Linked DNA regions of Homo sapiens: region 2 is linked to region 1. Evidence: read pairs that join two places in POLR2A ChIA-PET (ENCODE). Cell type or tissue: Caco-2. All regions are shown on one strand. Each heading gives the region's core, and the rest is flanking DNA. Links, peaks and the distances in the headings are about the cores only.

The links. ChIA-PET counts read pairs that join two places held together with the same protein. Peaks named below come from ENCODE experiments on the same cell type or tissue, not always from the same donor. Only the 100,000 strongest peaks of a DNase experiment are listed, where the experiment ranks them.
Region 2: POLR2A ChIA-PET joins it to region 1 with 5 read pairs; 5 of 35 experiments call an interaction of 5 or more read pairs at or near these places.

The regions. Positions count from the first base shown.
Region 1 is chr17:45,370,482-45,373,609 of GRCh38, reverse strand. No RefSeq gene overlaps it. Among named protein-coding and RNA genes, the nearest start is that of MAP3K14, 55 kb to the right of the region's middle. RefSeq lists enhancers at 1-285, 944-1,593, 1,553-1,847, 1,594-2,242, 1,192-2,391. In Caco-2, for the core only: no CTCF peak of the experiment used is centred there; a DNase peak (open chromatin) is centred at 1,699; H3K4me3 peaks cover 898 bases.
Region 2 is chr17:45,196,551-45,199,678 of GRCh38, reverse strand. All of the region lies in intron 2 of FMNL1-DT (FMNL1 divergent transcript), which reads left to right. Among named protein-coding and RNA genes, the nearest start is that of FMNL1-DT, 24 kb to the left of the region's middle. In Caco-2, for the core only: a CTCF peak has its summit at 1,670 (motif pointing right); a DNase peak (open chromatin) is centred at 1,678.

The sequences.
Region 1 (3,128 bases), core at 233-2,732:
CAGCTGGGTAAGGGGAGGGCTGTGAACTCCCAGGTCCTGAATTCACTGGGTCCTTCTCCTCTAACACCATACCCAGGGGGTAGGGGTGGGGGTGGGGCAGGGACTCTGGACTGGCTTTTGGTAGCCGCTGCACCAGGAAAGATTTTTGTGACTTTCATAGGTCACTTCCCTCCTGAGTACTCAGTTTTCTCATCCACCAAATGTCAGGTCAGGTGATCTTGAAGGTCCTCTGCTCTCCCAGCATCACCAGAAAGATTATTCACCTCAAGCTCTTTCTCTTAGCTCCCAAAAGCAGTCGGCTGGCCGGACGAATGCCCAGGAGGTGTTCTTAAAGATGAGGGTAGGGTCAGCCCGGATCCACCATGACCTGTCTGGGCCTCACCGCAGCTAGACCTACCACCTCCCAACTTGCTCCATTCACTAGCGAAATGGGGAGAGAATGTGGGTGGCTTGGGGTGGGCTGAGGCCTCCTTCATTTTTTTTTTTTTTTTTTTTTTGAGACGGAGTCTCACTCTGTCGCCCAGGCTGGAGTGCAATGTCACAGTCTTGGCTCACTGGAACCTCTGCCTCCCAGGTTCAAGTGATTCTCCTGTCTCAGCCTCCAGAGTAGCTGGGATTACAGGCACGCACCACCATACCCGGCTAATTTTTGTATTTTTAGTAGAGACGGAGTTTCACCATGTTGGCCAGGCTGGTCTCAAACTCCTGACCTCAAGTGATCCTCCCGCCTTGGCCTCCCAAAATGTTGGGATTACAAGCGTGAGCCACCACGCCTGGCTGGGGGTATCATTATTATGCCCCTTTATGGATGCGGGAACTGAGGCACAGAAGGGCTAGGTAACCTACCCAAGGTCACACAGCTGAAAAGTGGCCAAACCAAGGCTAGGGCCTGGGGAGCTGGAGCCCTGAGTCTGGGCTTAGTCACTTGAGATTTCTTGTCTCCCAACAACTGCCTGTAAGTGGTAGGCATTGGCTCTGTGACCCAGGAGGGGAAAGGTCGTTTGCCAAGAAGGATGATGTCTTTGGCTGTAGTGGACAAGGAGAGCTTCCCAGAGGAAGGACAGGAGAGGGAGTGGGACAGACAGGGTAGGCAGAGCCTTGTGTGCAGCCCCGTGAGGAAGACAGGAACTCGGGCTTAGACCCACTGGCTTGTTTCCGGCTGTGACTTGACCTCTCTGAGCCCGGGCTGCTCTGTAAAATGGGTATAACACAGACCCACAGTTTCTTACTTAAAACCTTGGGGCCAGATGTGCTTTGGAATTCAGAATTCTTTAGATTTTAGAAACAATTTGGTGCGTGTATAGAATGGCACCCTCAGGGTACCTGGGACCGCATTCTTGTAATCAAACATGTACTTTTTTTTTCTTTTTCTTTTTTTTTCCATCAGCAAACATGTAAGTATTCACGTGCAGCCAGATAAGTGAAACTGCAACTTAATCTCAGGTTGGTTCAGGTCAGATTTCGCCATCCTGTAAGCTCGGTTTTCAGGCATTTGGGGAATCTGGAATTGAGGAGAGGAGAACGTGGTTCCTTAGGAGATCAGGCCTGAGAATCCCCGCACAGAGAGAGAGGGCGCTTCCTCCGCAGGCTTCCCTGCCTGCTGGGGGCCAGGGAGGAGACCAGCTTGTTGGAAGCGGAGACGTCTAAGGAGTTTCCAAATAGGAAAACCAGCGGCTGCAGGCCTCAGGACGTGGCCGGGCGAGCCGCAGCCTCATCCCGCGAGCGGGCGTTCCTGAGCTGCCTGCACCGTGAGTCACCCGGACGGCCGCGGGCAGCGCGCAGGAATGCGGCCTCGCCAATCGGCGGGGAGCGGGTGGGCGGCGGGCAGGCGAGGGCACCTCCGGGCTGAGCCGCTGCGCGTGACTCAGCAGGGACCCCCTGCGCGGGCGAGCCGGCTGCTGCCCTGCGGGGGACCCACCCGCTGGGACCTTGGTAGGGGATATGGGAAGAAACTGTACACCTTCCATTTGTATTTATTTGTATTTCTTCCTTTTACGTTTAAATTTATTTTCAAATAGGTAGTACCTTCATATGCTTTAAAAATGTAAAGCGGCCGGGAGCGGTGCCTCACACGCCTGTAACCCCGGCACGCTGGGAGGCTGAGGCAGGAGGATTGCCTGAGACCAGGAGTTGGAGGGCAGTCTGGGCGACAGAGGGAGACCCCCCGTCTCGACAAATAAAATAAAATAAAGATATAAAGATCTGGAAGAGATATTTGTACACCCATGTTCATAGCAGCATTATTCACATTGGCCAAAAGGTGGAAGCAACCCAAATATCTATGGAGAGATGAATGGATAAACAAAATGTGGCCCACGCATATATTATTCAGCCTTAAAAGGGAAGGCGCTTCTGTCACATGCTACAACATGGGTGAACCTTGAGGACATTGTGCTCCGTGAAATCAGCTTGTCACAGAAATACGAATACTGTGTGATTCCACTATATGAGGTGTCTGGAGCAGGCTTCTTCACAGAGAAACGGGGGTGCCAGGAACCTAGGGAGAGGGGAAGTGGAGTTCTTTTACGGGTACAGAGTTTCAGTTTCGCAAGATGAAAAGAGCTCTGGAAATGGATGGTGGTGATGGTTGTACCAAAAGGCGAATGTACTTAGCACCACTCAACTGTACACTTAAAAAATAGCTAAGATGGTAAACTTTGTTATGTGTGTTTTACCAAAATTAAAAAGAAAAAATTTAAAGGTACAAAAGTCACTCTCCCAGTCCTGGCCTGCAAGCCATCCACTTCCTTCACCCAAAACACCTAGTCTCACCAGTTTTCGTGTATCCTTCCAGAGCGTCTGTGCAAATCCATATAGGCATGTGTAAGTATAAACATATAAATATAAATCTGCATAATAGTCTATATATACACACCTGTTCCTCTTTAAAAAAAAACAGTGGGGCTGGGCACGGTGGCTCACACCTGTAATCCCAGCACTTTGGGAGGCCGAGGCAGGCAGATCACTTGAGGTCAGGAGTTCGAGACCAGCCTGGCCAACATGGCGAAACCCTGTCTCTACTAAAAAATACAAAAAAATTAGCTGGGCGTGGTGGCAGGTGCCTGTAGTCCCAGCTATTCAGGAGGCTGAGGCAGGAGAATGGCATGAACCCGGGAGGCGGAGCTTGC
Region 2 (3,128 bases), core at 202-2,701, 170 kb after region 1:
GTCTCAAAAAAAAAAAAAAGAAGAAGAAGAAGAAAAATGGCCGGACACAGTGGTTCACGCCTGTAATCCCAGCACTTTGGGAGGCCGAGGTGGGTAGATCAGCCTGGGCAACATAGTGAGACCTCATTTCTTTTTTTTCTTTTTCTTTTTTTTTTTTTTTGAGACGGAATCACGCTCTGTCACCCAGGCTGGAGTTCAGTTGCGTGATCTCAGCTCACTGCAAGCTCCACCTCCCGGGTTCATGCTATTCTCCTGCCTCAGCCTTCCGAGTAGCTAGGACTACAGGCGCCTGCCTAATTTTTTGTATTTTTAGTGGAGACGGGGTTTCACTGTGTTAGCCAGGATGGTCTCGATCTTCTGACCTCGTGATCTGCCTGCCTCGGCCTCCCACAGTGCTGGGATTACAGGCGTGAGCCACCGCACCTGGCCGAGACCTCATTTCTAAAAGAAGAAAAGAAATATTAGTCAGGTGTGCTGGCACGCTGTAGTCCCAGCTACTCAGGAGGCTGAGGTGAGAGGATCTGTTGAGCCCAGGAAGTAGAGGCTGCAGTGAGCCAATATCACGCCACTGCACTCCAGGCTGGGTGACACAGTGAGACATTGTCTCAAAAAAAAAGGAGAAGAGGAAGCCAATTAAATGCAATGTGTGATCCTGATCTGGATCTTATACTACAGGGAAAAAATATTCTAAAGGATCCTTATTGATAAAAATTGGAATATAGACAGTAAATTATTGTATTGATGTTAAATTTCACTGAACTGTGGTGATGCGAGAAAATATCCTTGTTCTTAGGTAATACCCACTGAAGTATTTGGGGGCAAAGGGGCATGATGGCTGCCACTTTCAGTTCAGTTAATATACCAAAAAAAAACTATGCTTTTATTGTTTTTTTGTTTTTTGTTTTTTGAGACAAGGCCACGCTCTGTCGCCCAGGCTGGAGTGCAGTGGCGCAATCATGGCTCACTGCAGCCTCAATCTCGCTGGCTCAAGCGACCCTCCCACCTCAGCCTCTTGAGTAGCTGGGACTACAGTTACACATCACCACAGCTGGCTAATTTTGTTTATTTTTTTGCAGAGACGAGGTCTCACTATGTTGCCCAGGCTGGTCTCAAACTTCTGGGCTTAAGTGATTATCCTGCCTTGGCTTCCCAAAGTACCGGGATTACAGGCATGGGCCACTGCTGCTGGCCTAAAACTATGTTGTTTTGTTAATTTTTTATTTTTCATTTTCTTGTCCCCCACGTTCAACCAACTAAAACTACGTTTTTATCTACTGTATATACAAAGAGAGAAAGAAAGCAAATGGGGCAAAATGTTATCAACTGATAAATCTAGGTAAGGGAGGAAGAATCTTTGTATCATTCTTGAAGCTCTTCTGTAAGCTTTAAAGTATTTCCAAATTAAAAAATAATAATAATAATAACTACCCAAACCAGGAACCTCCCTAAAGTGAGTGGCCTTCATCCTACTCTTTTTCCCCCAGCCCTGGCCCTCGGTTAGTGTCCTGGGTGAACAGGGTAGTGTTAGGGGCACAGGTGGAGGCCAGAAGGGCAGAGGCCCTCCGCTTCAGAACATTCCTCGGCTCGCAACATTTCCTGATCTGACCTCTGGGGAGGCCACAGAGCCAGGCCAGGAGCGACTCACCCGCGGGGCTCCCAGGGCGGTGGAGGAGCCCTTCCCCGCAGAGAGGGCCCCAGCCGGCAGGTGCCGCTGTTGAGCCAGCTCTGGCAGAACCTGGCTGAGGCTCAGCCAGGCCCTGGAGCTGGTCAGCCCATGGTTTTCTTCCAGAACCCAGCCCACCAGGGTCTGTGAGCAGCCTCACTCCTCTTTGCCTCCATCTGGCCTCGGGCTCCCAGGCCCTCAACTTCCCCGCATTCCCGTCGCCATCACGGAAGCCCCAAGGCAACTCCTTGGGATAATGCCAAGTGGAGGAGGGGAGGAGTGCAGGAAGAGGCTTCAATCCTTGGCCCTAAAATCTAAGCTGCAAATTAATCCTACCCCTCTCCTCCACCCCATCTCCCTCTCCTCCTCCTCCTCCTCCTCTCCTCCACCTCCTACTCTCCTCCACCCCATCTCCCTCTCCTCCCCCTCCTCCTCCTCCTCTACAGGCTTTCAAAACAAACACACACCTCCCCAGCCCATCCCCCTGCCTGGGCCTTTTTCTGGGGGTTGTGGGTCCTAGACTTCAGTTCCTTCTGCTGGATCCAGAGCTCAGGGTAGAGCTGGAGAAGGGGTAACAGGGTGCTGGGGAGCAGCGCAGACAATGCCCTGTGACATTATTTCTTCCTTGTCTAGAAAGGAGTTGCTCTCACAGCCCCTTAGTCATAGGGGCTGGGCAGGGGGAGTCATTCCCTGCCTGGGCTAGTGGAGCTGGCCCTTTACCCTAGGCTTTCCCCTGACCTACTCAAACTCAGGACGAAAGAGGCCTAGAGAGGTCATTTTGTCCATCCCCTGGCTCCAGGAAAGACCATAACTGTGCATAGGTCTCCCGATCCTACATGCGTTCACTAATTCCTTCAACAGCCCTTCACTGAGCACCCGCTATGTGCGAGTACCAGGAGCTTTACCTAATGCTTAAAGCACCTTAAATCCTCACTAGGACCATCAGAGATGGGTACTATCACTCTAAATTTGTCCAAAGATTCAGTTCAATCCAGGCCTTCTCTGTGACTCCTTCCAGCCCGTGCAGTGGAATTCATCTCATTCGGCTTTGGGGCCCCCAGTGCACCTCGAATAATATCCCAGTTACTGTATTTGTGTCATCGGCTTCCAGTAATTTGTCTTCGTGGGACCCCCTCCACCACTACCAGATGGCACAGACCACAGCAATAGGGACAGTAAAGCCTGGAGGTTCTGCACTAGCCCTCACTATGTGGCCTTGAAGTTCCCTAACTTTAAGTTCAGTTTCCCATCTGTAAAACAGGGTTAACAGCAATACCTTCCTCATGGAGTTGATATGTAGGTAAAAAAAGAAGATGATATAAAGGCCTGACTTGGTGGCTCATGCCTGTAATCCCAGCCATTTGGGAGGTCAAGGCTGGCAGATTGCTTGAGGTCAGGAGTTCGAGACCAGCCTGGTCAACATCGTGAAACCCAATCTACTAGAAACACAAAAATTAGCCAGGCA